Linked DNA regions of Homo sapiens: region 2 is linked to region 1. A link is a loop called in an ENCODE intact Hi-C map of the cell type or tissue named here. Cell type or tissue: dorsolateral prefrontal cortex. All regions are shown on one strand.

Region 1 (8,000 bases):
TCCCTACAAAGGACATGAACTCATCCTTTTTTATGGCTGCATAGTATTCCATGGTGTATATGTGCCACATTTTCTTAATCCAGTCTATCACTGATGGATATTTGGGTTGGTTCCAAGTCTTTGCTATTGTGAATAGTGCCGCAATACACATACGTGTGCAGGTGTCTTTATAGCAGCATGATTTATAATCCTTTGGGTATATACCCAGTAATGGGATTGCTGGGTCAAATGGTATTTCTAGTTCTAGATCCATGAGGAATCGCCACACTGTCTTCCACAATGGTTGAACTAGTTTACCGTCCCACAATAGTGTAAAAGTGTTCCTATTTCTCCACACCCTCTCCAGCACCTGTTGTTTCCTGACTTTTTAATGATTGCCATTCTAACTGGTGTGAGATGGTATCTCATTGTGGTTTTGATTTGCATTTCTCTGATGGCCAGTGATGATGAGCATTTTTTCATGTGTCTGTTCTGCCAAACAGACTTTCAAAGTGATTAGACCAATTTACACTCCCATCAGTGATACATGTATTTGGATAAAGTTGTTATAGTATTATGGTTCATTTTTTTCTTTGTCCAAAAGCCCTTCAAAACTTAAGTCCTGCTCAGGCCAAACTGCCCCCTCTCCATCAGTCTCTTCAGTGTATCAATTAGAGTTTGTGGTTGCAAGCAACAGAGATCAACTCTAGCTAACATATAGGAGATGCTCATACAATGACAGAAGGTAATTTTCCAAAAGGAAATCTGCATGCTGTTAGAATGGGAAATGGATTCTGGACTAATGGATAAGACTTGGATAGGAGCAGAAACTAAGGCAATGTTGGAGGCTATGGCATGAATCACAGCAGCAGTCTCCAAGCAGGAACCTTTCTGCGAGCATGTCACCCTGCATGGAATGGCCTCACTCTTGATCTTTCATTATACAGTAGCCCAGGAAAGAAAATCCAATTGCCTGAGCTTACATGGTGGGCCTGTTCTCCAACATATTAAGCTAGAGAGAGGCAGGGACTGTGCCTTTGAGTTCTGTAGTGGGAGATGATCCCATCCCATGATGCAGTACTTTCCCTGCAGATCTCATTAACCAAAAATGAGATAATTCCCCCAAAAGTAATCTAGAATGAAAGATGAAGATTTCTGGAAAAATCAGAATGTAAAATGAGTGCTGGGCAGCCAAAGAAAAAAGATGACTGTCTACCAATCTAAGAGAGATACGCATACAAGGAGTAATGACCAATAGGAAGCCAAGTCACATTGTTTTGGTAGCTGGGGCTTGGACCCCGAACTGCAACACAGACGACTTTGGTAGCTCAATTGGACCACATGGAACATCCTTGCTTTTCTAAACTATTGTATTAATTTTCTAGGACTGCTGTAACCAAGTACCATGAAGTGCATGGCTTAAAACAACAGCAATGCTTTCTCTCACAGTTCTAGAGGTAGAAGCATGAAGCCAGCTATTGACAGGAGCATGCTCCCACTGAAGGTGAGAGGAAGGATACTTCCTTGACTCCTCCTAGCGTTTGGGGTTGTCGGAAGTCCTTGGGGCTCCCTGGCTTGTAGCTGCCTTGCTTTGATCCCTGCCTCTGTCTTCACATGGCCTTATCTTCTGTGTGTTCCTCTCCTCTTCTTATAAGGACACCAGTCATTGTATTTAGGTCCCACCTTAAACCAGTATAACTTCTTGTTAACTAATTACTTCTGTGAAGAGGCTATTTTCAAATAAGGTCACATTCTGAGGTTGCTGATGAACACAAATTCTGAGGGGATGCCATTCAAACTACTACAGTTGATTCAGCTTCAAACCAGAGAATCTGGTGAGCTCTGATCCCTTTAATTCCTCCCACCACTTGCTGATACAAGTCTAATGTTTTCTTGCATGCTGGCTACATGGAAGAAGTGGAATCTATGAATTGCAATCATGGCCTGATCTTTTAATGCATTATATAACTTCACTCTCCTTCAAACCTGATCCACTCAGTTCCCAGAATTGACCAGATTGGTATGGTTCAGTGGTAAAGAGAAGAGGCTGTAGTGGAACGGCCAAGATTCAAACCCTGGTTTGGGCCGGGCACAGTGGCTCACACCTGTAATCTCAGCACTTTGGGAGGCCGAGGCAAGCGGATCACCTGAGGTCAGAAGTTCAGGACCAGCCTGGCCAACATGGTGAAACCCCATCTCTACTAAAAATGCAAAAATTAGCCAGGCATGGTGGCAGGTGCCTGTAATCCCAGCTAGTTGGGAGGCTGAGGCAGGAGAATCTCTGGAATCCAGGAGGCAGAGGTTGCCATGAGCCAAGATCATACCATTGCACTCCAGCCTGGGCAACAAGAGCGAAACTCCGTCTCAAAAAACAAAACAAAAGACAACAAGAAACCCTGGTTTGACCTTTTTACTATCTGGGTGACACTCCTTGTGTCTTGGCTTTCTTATCCATAAAATGTACTTGATGAAAAATGTACTATTTCATCAGGCTATAGTAGTAAAAGTTAAATGAGAAAATGGATCTAAGTTCTTAGCTCGGTGCCTGGCACAACATAAGCACTAACTCAATGTTGTCGTTATTAATTTGTGTGTTCCCGAGGGAAGTGGGTATGGGAAAGGAGGCTTAAACATGATTCCCCCTCAGAAAGGCCTGATGGAGTTTTAATAAAAAACTTGTAGCTTTTTTCTCCCTGCAGTCTTTATGGCCCTCCTCCCTCCTACCCCAGTCTACAGGAAGCCAGGCTGGAATAGAAAACCTAAGAGCAGACCTCATGGTATATGTGCCCTCCTTAACAATCAAGGCTTTGTTATTAGGCCAAGCTTAAGGCTCCCGGCTCTGTTTTCCCTTAGGGCTAGTCCTCTCTCAGAGGCACTCTGAGCCCACGTGCAAAGACATTTCAGAGGCCCATCCCATCCATTTACCAGGCACACCTGGATGGGCCTGGGGCTCTAGCTGAGGTCACTGCTATGCCTAGAAATAGCTGAACAGGCAGCTCAGTTATCCCTCGGACTGGAGACTGCCCGGCTGGGGCACCTGAGGCCGGAGCAGATCCCTGAGGTTGTAAATCAGGGCTATGCCAAGATCATCCTAGGAAGAGGATTTGGGCTTCTTTCTGTCTGAAGGCTCTGGTGCCCTGGCTTCATCTAGGGGATGGCAAATAAGACTGGCTTGTCCAGAGTGACACAGGACTGGCCAGGGGCCAAACTGCTATTGATTTTTCTTGCTAGGGTCTGAAGCTGAGATAGGAGATGGCTTTTTGCTTCAGTTGTGTGGACCAGCTCGGGGGAGGCAGGGGGTTGGGGGGCAGGTGAGGGGTGAGGGGCTCCTTTGCAGGAGCCTGGGCCCCTGGCTGAAGTCACTGGAGGAGAGGGCACATGTCAGGAGCAGAATAATGACTCTGCAGCCATCATGTGTCATGTGCAATGGAGGATGACCGTGATGGCCCTGTTGCACTCCAGCCAAGGGTCCAGTGGGCTTTTTGTTTTTTTTATAGCTTGCCGAATTATCTTTTAGTGTCTGACTTCACAGTAGGAAAGGGTTTGACACCTCCAACTGCCTTTCCTCCTTCTGCCAGGATGATGGGAGCTAAGCAGAGCAGAACCACAAGCTCTGTGTTCAGGCTGGCCCCTGTGGCAAGAGTGCAAGTGGGGGCTTATGAAAGCGATATCTAAGTATTCAAACATTATCCATCCCAGTACAAAATGCTATGTAAAATAAGTTCTACCCTCCAACTTGGACAAATGTATCTTCCTAATGCCCTGCAACACCAGGATGGACTTTAGATTTCTCGGGCTCCTTGGTCCTCCACACCCAAATGTGATCTTGCAGGGAGAGCAGCCCTGACTCCACCCACTCCCCTTCTGTTCCACCTCTCGTTCCATTTTGCATTGTGAAGAATGTCCCTCACTCATGCATGCTGTCTTTCTCTCTCTGTCTCTGTCTCTGTCTCTGTCTCTCTCTCTCTCTCTCTCTCTCTCTCTCGTTTGTGGACACTCCAGCTGCATATCCATGTCCTTCAAACTCCATGTCCATCCCCGCTGTCCTTCAAACAGCTGCCCCTAAGTCAACTCTCAGACTTGGGTGCACATGCTGGTGGGCAGGTTTGGACTTCCAACAAAGAAAGAAGGGAAGAGGCCAACGCACATTCTGGAAACAGGATTACAGCTACTTGGGCAGAGAAGTAAGGATTCCAGGAACCCAGACTAGGGCCTGGAAGCGGGAGTGCATGGGGCTCAGGTGGGCACATCTCCTTGGTCCCATGGACTCCTTAAACATCTGCCCCTTTGAGGAGGCGCAAACCCAGAGGGGACCCTTTGAAGTGGGAGGCCAGGGCAAGACCCTTGTTGCCTGGTTCAAAAGGCTGTTCTGCCCACGATCACACCACCACGAGACTCCAATCTTGTTCCACGACCACAACACCATGGGCACCATGAGATTCCAATCTTGTACCAGTGCTTCATGGTAGAGAGCATGATTTCTGAAGTCTTGGGGAGATGCATCTTTGACCTCTCTACCTTCCAAAGAACAGTTCCCCGGGATAGTAGGGACTGCCTCGGAATTAGGAAAATGAGAGGAGGAAACAGCATCCCAGCCCTGACCCATGCCTTCGTTTTGGGCTTCCCTAGATCAAGGTTCCCTCGGAAGGCAGCTCTCCCCTCCACGATCCATGTGTTTTTTGTTGTTTCCTAATCCTCAGCTTGGCAGGCCCCTGAGTGCTGCATCCATATTTTTGTCTGCTCTTTTGTCTGATGAGTTTCTCCCTACATGCCTGAGCTGGCAGCAGCAAGCCTGCGAGATGAAGCTCCTGCCCCTTCACAAGAAGATTCATCATGTTCTTTGAAAAAGCCTTTGCAGCCTTCATTTTTGTCCCTCTTGCCTGCCATCTCCCTCGTCTTTTGGTTCTATTATATGTATTTTTTAGCAGCCTTGGTGTTCCCTGCATTTTTTTTTTTAACCACAAAGTTGACTGTTATGTAACAGTCTCATGGACCTGCCTCCCAGAATCTAAAGTGTCTGTTGCTATAACTACAACGCTCATAAATTCAGCCTCCCTTAAAATTATGCATTTTCCAAACTCCCCAAGTGGAGACTCAGAAGGGTTAGGTTAGCTGGATTTTAAACCATAAAATTCATGTCTAGACCCCCAAATCTGTACTGTATATTTTTAAAACATTTATAAAGGGACCTGGGTTTCTTTTCATTTCTGCAGACACTTTAAAGGATAAGTTTTATTTCTGCATCTGGAATCGCAGACTTTCTCAACTCTCCAGGAAAGAGGTTTTTGCCATACTACCAGATCCTACTGAATCATACTACCAGAAACCCACTGAATAGCGGGGAATGAGAGGAAAGGTGTGACTTGGAACTAGCCAGTGGCTTTTGTGCCCAGTCTGTTTTTCCTGCAATGCTTTGGATTTCTGATTTGAGCTCCATTTCTGGAACTCTGTGTAGGAACCAGGTCATGTATGAGAGGAGCTAAGGGGACCTTGCCAACTGGTAATAAGTGAAAGGAAGACTGTTCTAAAAGAAATAAGATTGCTGCTACCTCAGGAACCAGGAATCCAATCGCTACCCTCCATTCCTGCTGCCACTGCCCTGATCCAAGACACTGGCTTCTCCTCCCAGGTATGCCTCAGTGGCTTCTGTGAGATACCTGTGCCTTTCCCAGCAATATCCATTCTCCTCCTTTTTCGTAGGGAACCCCAATTTTGTTGGTGATGGCAATGTACCAAGCTAAAAATTACCTTCCCAGCCTCTCTCAGAGATGAGGGTATGTATTCATTATTCATTGCTGCATAGAAAATTGCCACAAACCTGGCTGCTTAAAACAATGTACGTGGGACTGGGAGCAGTGGCTCACACCTGTAATCCCAGCACTTTGGGAGGCCAAAGCAAGCAGATCACTTGAGGTCAGGAGTTCGAGACCAGCCTGGCCAACATGGCAAAACCCTGTCTCTACTAAAAATACAAAATTAGGCAGGCACGGTGGTGCATGCCTGTAATCCCAGCTACTCGGGAGGCTGAGGCAGGAGAATTGCTTGAACCCGGGTGGCAGAGGTTGCAGTGACCTGAGATTGCACTGCCACACTCCAGTCTGGAAGACAGAGCAAAACCCTGTCTCAAAAAAAACACAAAAACCAAAAAACATACATGGCCAGACATGGTGGCTCACGCCTGTAATCCCAGCACTTTGGGAGGATCGTTTGAGGCCAGAAGTTTAAGATCAACCTGGGCAACAAAGCAAGACTCCATCTCTACGAAAAATATATATATTTAAACACACACACACACACACACACACACACACACACACTCTCTCTCTCTCTCTCTCTCTCTCTCTCTCTCTCTCTCTCTCATTATCTCACAGTTTCCATGGGTCAGGAATCTGGGCGCAGTTCAGCCAGGTCCCCTGCTTCTGGGTCTTTCATCAGTTTGCAAGCAAGATGTCAGCCATAGCTGGCATCTCAGCGGGAGGTTTGATTGAGAAAAGATCTGCACCCAAGCTCACATGGTTGTTGGTGGAATTTGGTTCCTGGGAGGGCTGTTTGATCGAGAGTCTCAGTCCTCACTGGTTGTTGACTGGAAGCTGCCTCCATTTCTGGCCATGCAGGCCCTTCCAACATGGCAGCTATCTTCATCCGAGTGCACAAGCTGAGAAGGCAAGAGAGAGAGTCTGCTAGCAAGACGGAGGTTATAATCTCTTGTAACCTAATCATGAAAATGACAACTCATCACCTTTGCTGTGTTCTGTTGGTTAGAAGCAAGTTGTTTCTAACCGCCATATCATGCTGCTGTTGTTTGAGCTCCTGGGGTCAGCCATGCTTGAAGTCCCTCAATCCCTGGACTTTTCAGTTACAGGAAACAAGAACCCTCTCCCCCGCTTTTTTAGCTGGAGCCCACGTGAGCTGAGTTTTCCATCACTTGCAACAAAAAGAGAATATTCTAATACAGTAGGCTTCTATAAATATTTGATGAGTGGATTTAAAGGAAGTGCTGAAGAATTGATAAGCAATTTTAGAACTCTGAAGGCTCAAGAGCCTAGGAATAACACCCAAGGGTTGGCAAACTTTTTCTGTAAGCAGCCAGCTAGTAAATATTTTAGGCTTTGCAGACCACACAGTCTCTGTTGCAACTAATCAGCTCTGTGTTGTAGTGTGAAAGCAGCCCTTGACAATACAGAACTGAGAGTGGCTGTGTTCCAATAAAACTTTATTTACAAAGTCAGGCAGCAGGTGGGATTATCCCACAGGCTGTAGTTTGCTGACCTCTGCCATAAGCTACTGGCAAGTGTGAGAAGGATTGTTAAGTGTTTCATACTGAAAAAAAAAAAAATCTGAGCAGGCTGGTGACCTTGGGGGTTGCTGCTACAAGGTTGGATGATGTTTCTTCTCAATCTCTTCATATCTGTCAGTCCTCTCCTCTTTTCCCAGTCCCGTCAGTGCCTGAAGGGCTTTGGTAAAAGGGAGAGGACATCCAGGTCCTCGGTGGCTTCACATTCATCCCACCCTCCATCACTGGGTTGGCCACAGGTGTCGTCATCCCCAGCCTTACTTTGTTCTCTTCCCTTCCTGTCATCCTCAACTTTTTTCTTCTGTTCTTCTTCATTCACGAACATTTTATTCCTTCTTCCTTTTGCCCCTTCTTCCATCCAGATAGCAAGGAGGGTGTTCAGAAAGAGGAGAGAGAGGAAGCTAAAGAGAAAAGTAAATGAAACCAGAATGGCCTTCTCCCCAGGACCTCCATCCTGAGCCTTGCAGCGAGAGTGAAGAAGCATCTGAGCTGTCCTCCAGGGACAAGCAAGGAAAAGGATCCCCCATTTTGGGGAGAATCACGTGGTAAGATGGGCATTCCTGTGGGAGTGGGGCCTTTCTCCTAGAATGTAAGCTCCAGGAGGGCAGGGACCATGTCCCCAGTCCATCCCTAAAGCCTGGTGTGGTGCCTGCACTCAGATATAGAGCAAAGAGTTGCTGAATGAATCAGTGAGCAGAGCTCTTGCAGCTGGTGTTCTGAGTGATTT
Region 2 (8,000 bases), 150 kb after region 1:
GTTTTTTGGCAGGGTCTCGCTCTGTTGCCCAGGTTGGAGTGCAGTAGCATGATCTCAGCTCACTGCATCCTTGACCTCCCTGGCTCAAGCGATCCTCCCACCTCAGCCTCCTGAGTAGCTGATTACAAGCATGCACCACCATGCCCGGCTAATTCTTGTATCTTCTGTAGAGACAGGGTTTTGTCATGTTGGGCAGGCTGGTCTTGCACTCCTGAGCTCAAGCCATCCGCCCACCTCGGCATTCCAAAGTGCTGGGATTACAGGTGTGAACCTCTGCACCTGGCCAGGGCAGCCTCTCTTTAGCTACCCACAAACTCATGATGTGTGGATAAGTTTGCTGGGTCTGCTGTAACAAAGTAACTCAAACTGTTCTACTTAAACAGCAGAGATTTATTTCCTCACAGTTCAGGACCTAGAAGTCCAAGATCAAGGTGTCAGCAGGTTTGGTTTCTCCTGAGGCCTCTCTCCTTGGGTTGCAGAAGGCCACCTTCTTGCTGTGTCTTTACGCGGTCTTTCCTCTGTGTGTGCATTTGTCTTCATTTTTCTATGTAGAGTGTCTAAATTTCCTCTTCTTATAGGGTTACCAGTCAGACTGGGCTCACCCAAATGGCATTATTTTAACTTAATCACCTCTTTAAAGACTCTATCTTTAATACAGTCAAACTCTGAGGTAGCCAGGACTAGGGCTTCAACATATTGATTTGGGAGTGGGGGTGGGGACACAGTTCAGCTCATAACAATGTGTACATAGACCCGAACATTATTAGATGTTCCTGTGGGTAAGTCTCTTTCTTAACCTTACTCTTAATGAATGTCAGGATATTTGAGTTCTAGGGATTCCATTTGCAGCATAATAGAATCTGCAATCAGAAAAGCAGGTTTTGAAGTCCAGGTACAAAACCTGGAGAGTTGCAGGAATGAACTTGGATGAACTACATACCCTGCCAGTGTCAATGGTAATTCACACAGAGGCAGCTGTGAGAGGCAACAATGTATGTGAAGGCCCTCTGTGATCTCTCTGCCCCTGGGTTTTTGCCTCTGAACTAAGACAGTACTAGATGGATGGTCTTAACTCTTCATTCCATCTTCAACATTCTATGACTCTGACTCTAAGGGTGGAAATTCAAGTATCAAGGACAAGCTGCCAGTAGCCGAGCACAGTGGTATGTGCCTGTAGTCCCAGATACTAGGGAGGCCAAGAAAGGAGGATCTCTTGAGCTCAGGAGTTCGAGACCAGCCTGAGAAAAATAGACCCTTGTCTCAAATATAAAATAATAATAAAAAAAGAACAAGCTGCTGGGGAAGCAATTTCTGGGCCCGGGGCTTTAATAAACATTGCAGAACTGGCTAGGCGCAGTGACTTACGCCTGTAGTCCCAGCTCTTTGGGAGACTGACGCAGGTGAATTGCTTGAACCCAGGAGCTCGAGACCAGCCTGGGCAACAGGGTGAAATCCCGTCTTTACAAGAAATACAAAAAGTAGCTGGGCATGGTGGTATATGCCTGTAGTCCCAGCTACTTGGGAGGCTGAGGTGGGAGGATCACTTGTGCCCAGGAAGTCAAGGCTGCAGTGAGATGACATTATACCCCTGCACTCCAGCCCTGGGAACAGAGTGAGACCCTCTCTCAAAAAACAAACAACAATAATCACAATAACAACAAAAAACACGGCCGGGCACAGTGGCTCATGCCTGTAATCCCAGCACTTTGGGAGGCTGAAGAGGGCGGATCACCTGAGGTCAGGAGTTGGAGACTAGCCTGACAAACATGGAGAAAACCCGTCTCTACGAAAATACAAAATTAGCCAGGCGTGGTGGTGCACACCTGTAATCCTAGCTACTCGGGAGGCTGAGGCAGGAGAATTGCTTGAACCTGGGAGGCAGAGGTTGCAGTGAGCCGAGATCACGCCATTGCACTCTAGCCTGGGCAACAAAGAGCAAAACTCCATCTCAAAAAAAAAAAAATTATGGAAAAACTGAAGGAAATCATACCATCATAGGGAACCACTCACCTGAATATTCACAAGGCTCAAACTGGAATGTACTAAAGTTCATCATCCATTTCCTGGGCTCTGGCATGTGTGGCTGGACTGCTATGGCAAAAACTCACAGGGAGACAGGCCCACAAACTAGGATTGAACAAAGGAAAGTCCCTGTCCCAACAAATATTACATTCTACTGGATGAACCAGGCCAAAACATACATACACACACACACACACACACACACACACACACACACCATCATACAGTGCTAGGTCATGCTAAGGGTGTAAAGAAAGATAAAGCAGGGTGAGGGTGGCAGTGACTGGGGATTATGCTATGTAAGATGTCCTAGTCAGGGAAGTCCTCCCTGAAGAAGGGGCATTTAGCATCCACCTGGACTATGAGAGCAATGTAGCTGTGGGAATATCCAGAGGAGAACAGGCAGAAAGGCCCTGAGGAGGGGCCGGACATGGCAGGAAACAGCAAGGGGCCCAAGTTCCTAGAGCTGAGCTGGGGGTGAAGAAGCCAGGGGTGGATGAAGTTAGCAGGTCTTGAAGGCCAGAGTCAAGATTCTGGATTTTCATCTAAATGTCATGAAAGTCATTTGAGGATTTTGTGCAGGTGAGTCACCAGCATCTTAAAAGGATCTCTTGACGTGGTTTTGAGAGAAGACTTTAAAGAATCATGGTAATCACAAGGCCGATGGCCAAATATTTCTTGCTCTCTACCTCCTGGGCACATGCTGGCTTCCTGTTTATGCTTCCTGTTGTGCAGCGTGGCCATGAGACTCTGACCAATGAGTTGTGAGCACAGGTCACTGTGTCACTTCCAGGCCAGGCAGCTGGTTGCCAGAATGCGTGCCTCTAGAGCTCCTTTACAGCCACCAATGATGTTCAAGCTGGATGCAGCTCAGAAAGCCTGGGTCTTTGTTTGTGCTGCTATCACAAAACACCCAAGACTGCTGGGTAATTTATAAAGAACAGAAATTTATTGTCTCACAGTTCTGGAGGCAGGGAAGTCCAAGATCAAGGTGCTAGCATTTATTGAGGGCTGCTCTCTGCTTCCAAGGTGGCACCTTGAACACTGTATCCTCCAGAGGGGAGGAACGCTGTGTCCTCACATGGCAGAATGCAGTAGGGCAAAGAGGATGAACTCCCTCTGCCATGCCCTTTTATAGCAGCATTAATCCATTCATGAGAATAGAGCCCTCATGACCTAAACACCTCTGCAAAGGCACTACTTCCCAACACTGTTGCATTGGGAATTAAATTTCCAACGCATGAATTGTGGGGGACACATTCAGGCCACCACAGCCTAGGTCCAAAGAGTGAGGAGAGACAGGGTGGAGGTGTTGACCTGCAGACAAGTGGCTTTAGCAAGAAATCCCTTTAATCACTTTGTTGGGATAAATCACGAAGATTTGGGAGGGTTACCATAGCATAACCAAGCATATCCTGACAGTACAGAGTGCAAGAAGAGAAGACTAGAAGTCCTCCTCTTTTCAGTTAGGAGGCTGAGAAGTAATTCTTTGTTGGACTGGAGCGACAGCAATAGAGATAATGGGAAGTGGTCAGATTCAGGATATATACTGAAGGTCAAGTGCAAAGGCTGGACTGATGTAGGGTATAAGAAAAAGAGAGAAGTCAAGGATAACTCCAAGGATTATGGCTTGAGTAACTGGATAAATTACTGAAAAGAAGAATACTCTGGAAAGGACAGGATTATTCACAGTGCCAGGCAGACAGCAAAGCTACACGATGCTAGGTCTTATGGTTATTACTTTAAGAGGGGAAGGAATATGGAGTGTAGATGCTTAGGGAACTTTTCAATCCAGAGTTATTGAGATGTAACTTATATACAGTAAAATTTACTTACCTTTTTTCAGAGACAGGTTCTTGTTCTGTCTCTCAGGTTGGAGAGCAGTGGCATGACCATAGCTCACTGCAGCCTCAAATTTCTAGGTTCAAGCAATCTTCCTGCCTCAGCCTCCTGAGTAGCAAAATTTACTCGTTTTGATGTACAGGTCTGAGTTTTGACAAATGCATTCTATCTTCTAAGTACCTCCATAGTCAAGATGTAGATAACTTCCACCCTCCCCCTGCATTCTTTTTTGCTGCCACTCCTTTGTAGTCAAATGCTCCCTCCACCCCTAATCCTTGGCAACCACTGATCTGTTCTGTATCCCTCTAATTTTGCCTTTTCCAGAAAGTTACGTAAATGGAACCACACAGTATGTGACCTTTTGAGACTGTGTTCTTTCACTTAGGATAATGTATTTGAGATTCATCCACATTGCATAGATCAGTAGTGTGTTCCTTTTAATTGATGAGTAGTATTCCATGGTATGGATGTGCCACAATTTGTTTATTTTCTCGCCAGTTAAAGGGCATTTGGGTTGTTTCCAAGTTTTGGTGATTATGAATAAAGCTGCTATAAATATCTGAGCACAGGTTTTTATGTGAACATATGTCTTCATTTTTTTTGGTAAATCCCTAGGAGTGGGACTGCTGGCTCATATGGTAAGTGTATGTTTAACTTTATAAGAAACTGCCAAACTGTTTTTCCAGAGGAACTGTACCATATTGCACTCCCACTGGCAATGTGTGAGGGTCACTCCACATCCTCTCCAGCACTTGGGATTGTCAGGTGGTTTTTTTTGTTTGTTTTTTTGTCTTTTTTGCCATTCTGATGTGCAGTGGTGTCTCTTTGTGGTTTCAATTTGCATTTCCCTAATGAATAATGATGTCGAGCATCTTTTCATGTACCTATTGTGCATTCGTGTATCTTTTGGTGGAGTGTCCACTCACATCTCTTGTTCATGTTTTCATTAGGTGGCTTGTCTTCTTATTGCACGGTAAAAGTTCTTCATATATTCTGGATATAAGTCTTTTATCAGATATGTGCTTTGCAAATATTTTCTGTCTTTGATTTGTCCCTTCATATTCTTAACAGTGTCTTTCAGAGAGAAGTTTTTAACTTTGATGGTGTAGAAGCTATCAACTTTTTCTTTTATGGATCGTGCTTTTCGTTTAATATCTAGGAAACCTTTGCCTACCCAAGGCCACAAAGATTTTCTCCTATATTTTCTTCTGGAAGTTTTATAGGTTTAGGTTTCACATGTTGGTCTATGATACAGTTTGAGTTAATTTTTGTCGAGGGTGTGACGTATAAGCCAGGACAATTTTGACTTGTGATATTTCCTACTATGGAAGAGGCAGATCAATGAAACTTCACATCTCTGATAAGCACGTGCACAGATGACACTGTAAAATGTCACCAGGTTGCAAAATCTGGTGAAGGTTCAACGCAGATGGTCAGGGAAGTTCCATCTCGCTCTGACTCCAGGGGAGCTTCTTTAGAAGTTAATCTTATCTTCAGCATTAGTCTCCAGATGTACCCAGTGATACCAGCACAAGCCTCAGGCTTTAAGTGAGATGAGCTGGGTTCTCCCTAGTTCCTAAGACCCTCCAGCTCCAGGTAGGTAGCTGCTCCAAGCAACAGTTTTCTCTTTTAAGCCACTGAAGGAATATTATGTGCAAAGCAGGGCATTAATTCCTAGCTATTAGGATTGACATTTTAACCTTTCTGGCTTCACTCCTTCTTGGGTGGCTTTTTCAGTCACCTCGTGATACAGTTTTCTCCTTCCTCTTCCCCTCAATCACACATAACTCGGAAAGCTTCATTAAGATCATCTAGGTCTTGGTGCCCTTAAAACTACACGGATAAAATCAGCGAGGGCAGAGAATTGAGAAATCAACACCGAATTGCCCACTGGTGATCTGGTCAATTGAGGACATTTTAGGAAAGGCAACTGCCACGTACTATTGCCATCATTCCATTAAAGAAGGGACGCTTAAATTACCCAAACCTCTGAAAAAAGAAAAAAAGTGAAAGAACATCATCTCAGAATAAAAAATAGTCTTTCCCAAGAATCAACCATTGGTAATTTATCTGGTCATAGGAAAGTACTCATACATTTACCCTTTATTTTTCTCATTGCACTGCAGATTGTTGAAAATGTCACCCCCGATCAGGGTGTGGGACTCAGACCATAAGAAGGTGTATCATGGGTGGGGCAGGGGTAAGCACTGAGGTGTTTGGAGCAAACCTTTTTTCTCTCACTTGTTTATAATACCTTCATTGGGGATTCCTAAGGTTCAAAGTCCTAGGCTTAGTGAGTATTCAGGTTTCCGTCTAGGGAGTAGCACTTGCAAATTTAACGGCAGGAGGAAGCCTGAGTTGATAACTTTCCAGCCCTTCCCATTGGCAAGCCTCAGTGGCTTTCACTTCTTTCTTGAGCTGAAGAAAGGAGGGAAGCCCACCCAAGCTGCCCTTCATGGTCTGAATCTGGGCCACTTTAAAGGTCCTTCCACTACCTCCCCTCCTCCAAGGAGTCTGCTTCTCCCAGCATCTAATTCTTTAAGGCAGACACTGACAGTCCCAGGTAGACATATTCTTGTAAACTCATCAGTGGCTTCCATCGCATTCAGGATAAAGACCTCACTCCCAACTCACTCCCTACCCTGCCATATGGATCTATCCAGCCACCTGCCTCTCCAGCCTCATTTCTCCTCTCTGGCGGGACTCTGGCCACAGCTGCTTGCCTTTAGCTCCTCCAAAGCACCAGACACCTGACTGCTTTTGCCTTTTTTTCTTGTGGGCAACTTAACTTTTTCAGGGGAGTTCCCGGCTCCACCGGCTACATCAACAACCTCCCTCTCTTAGCACCCTCTCACCTCTCATCTCGTATTTTGTCTTTGTAGCAATTGTCACAATTGTAATTACTTGTATAATGTCTGGCTCCTCAACTAGGAGGTAAACTCCAAAAGATTAGGAATGAAGTCTATTTTGTTTATCTGATCTTCCATTCCCTGGCATGAGCATGATAGCTAGTTGCTACTCAATATATTGTTAAATGAAAGAGATTTTTTTTTCAACGAATGTACACTAGTCAGTGTTCTAGGCACTTGATATATACTAGGTGGGATGGTGGGGGGAACACAGCAGAAAAATAAAATCCCTGCCATCATGAAGCATATATTCTACTGGGGCAAGGATCTGCTTAAACAAGATAACTGAACTGTGGGGTACATTAGAGAAAAAGTCTCCTCATTATAAGAGCCAAATGTAGGGTATGCTAAGGAGAGAAAAGTAGAGCAGGACAGAGGGACATGGGACATCAGGTTGTGGGTTGGTGTATGAAATTTTTAGATTGGGCCGGGTGCAGTGCCTCACGCCAATAATCCCAGCAACTTGGGAAGCTGAGGCCGGAGGATCTCTTGAGCCCAGGAGCTCCAGACCAGCCCGGGCAACATGGTGAAACCCTCTCTCTACTTAAAAAAAAAAAAAAGAAAAAAAAAGAAAAATTAGCTGGGTGTGGTATTACATGCCTGTAGTCTCAGCTACCCAGGAGGCTGAGGTGGAAGGATTGTCTGAGTTCAGGAGGTTGAGGCTATAGTGAGCCGTGCTGTGATCCTGCCACTGCACTCCAGCCTGGGTAACAGAGCAAGACTCTGTCTCCAAAAAAAAAAAAAAAAAAAAAAAGAAAAGGAAAGGAAAAGAAACAAAACACATGCAGATGTAGATTGCGTGACCAGGGAAAATCTCAGTGAGGAATTGACTTTTGCGTAAAGACCTGAAGGAATTGAGGCAGCTGACAATGAATGTGGGTATCTGCGCAAAGAGCATTCCAAGCCAAGGAAGCAGTAAGTGTGAAGGCTCTGAGGCCCTGAAGGTAGGGAACTGTTTTAGGAACAGCCAGGAAGCCGGTGTGAGTGAAGCGAATGAGGGGAAGGAAGTCAAAATGTAGACTTCGAATGTGTCTTATGTATCTGTGGAAACATTTATACTGGACATTTCTTGGCCAGTGCTTCTAACCAGCATCTACACTAAAACCACGGGTTTCAAACAATTTTTTTTTTCTCTTTGAAGCAGAGTCTCACTCTGTTGCCCAGGCGGGAGTGCAGTGGTGTGATCTCATCTCACTACAACCTCCGCCTACTGTGCTCAAGTGATCT

Evidence for each region. A loop is a pair of places that touch in the nucleus more often than their neighbours do. Peaks named below come from ENCODE experiments on the same cell type or tissue, not always from the same donor. Only the 100,000 strongest peaks of a DNase experiment are listed, where the experiment ranks them.
Region 2: it touches region 1 in a loop (2.6-fold over the local background); 6 of 110 quality-filtered maps call a loop at or near these places.

The regions. Positions count from the first base shown.
Region 1 is chr3:72,601,379-72,609,378 of GRCh38, reverse strand. It overlaps LOC105377161 (a long non-coding RNA gene), which reads left to right. Exons shown (of 11, transcript XR_940962.3): 9 at 1,365-1,483; 10 at 7,636-7,818. Among named protein-coding and RNA genes, the nearest start is that of RYBP, 160 kb to the right of the region's middle. RefSeq lists a silencer at 3,054-3,254. In dorsolateral prefrontal cortex, no CTCF peak of the experiment used is centred here; a DNase peak (open chromatin) is centred at 4,751; H3K27ac peaks cover 2,448 bases.
Region 2 is chr3:72,450,204-72,458,203 of GRCh38, reverse strand. No RefSeq gene overlaps it. Among named protein-coding and RNA genes, the nearest start is that of RYBP, 7.6 kb to the right of the region's middle. In dorsolateral prefrontal cortex, no CTCF peak of the experiment used is centred here; no DNase peak of the experiment used is centred here.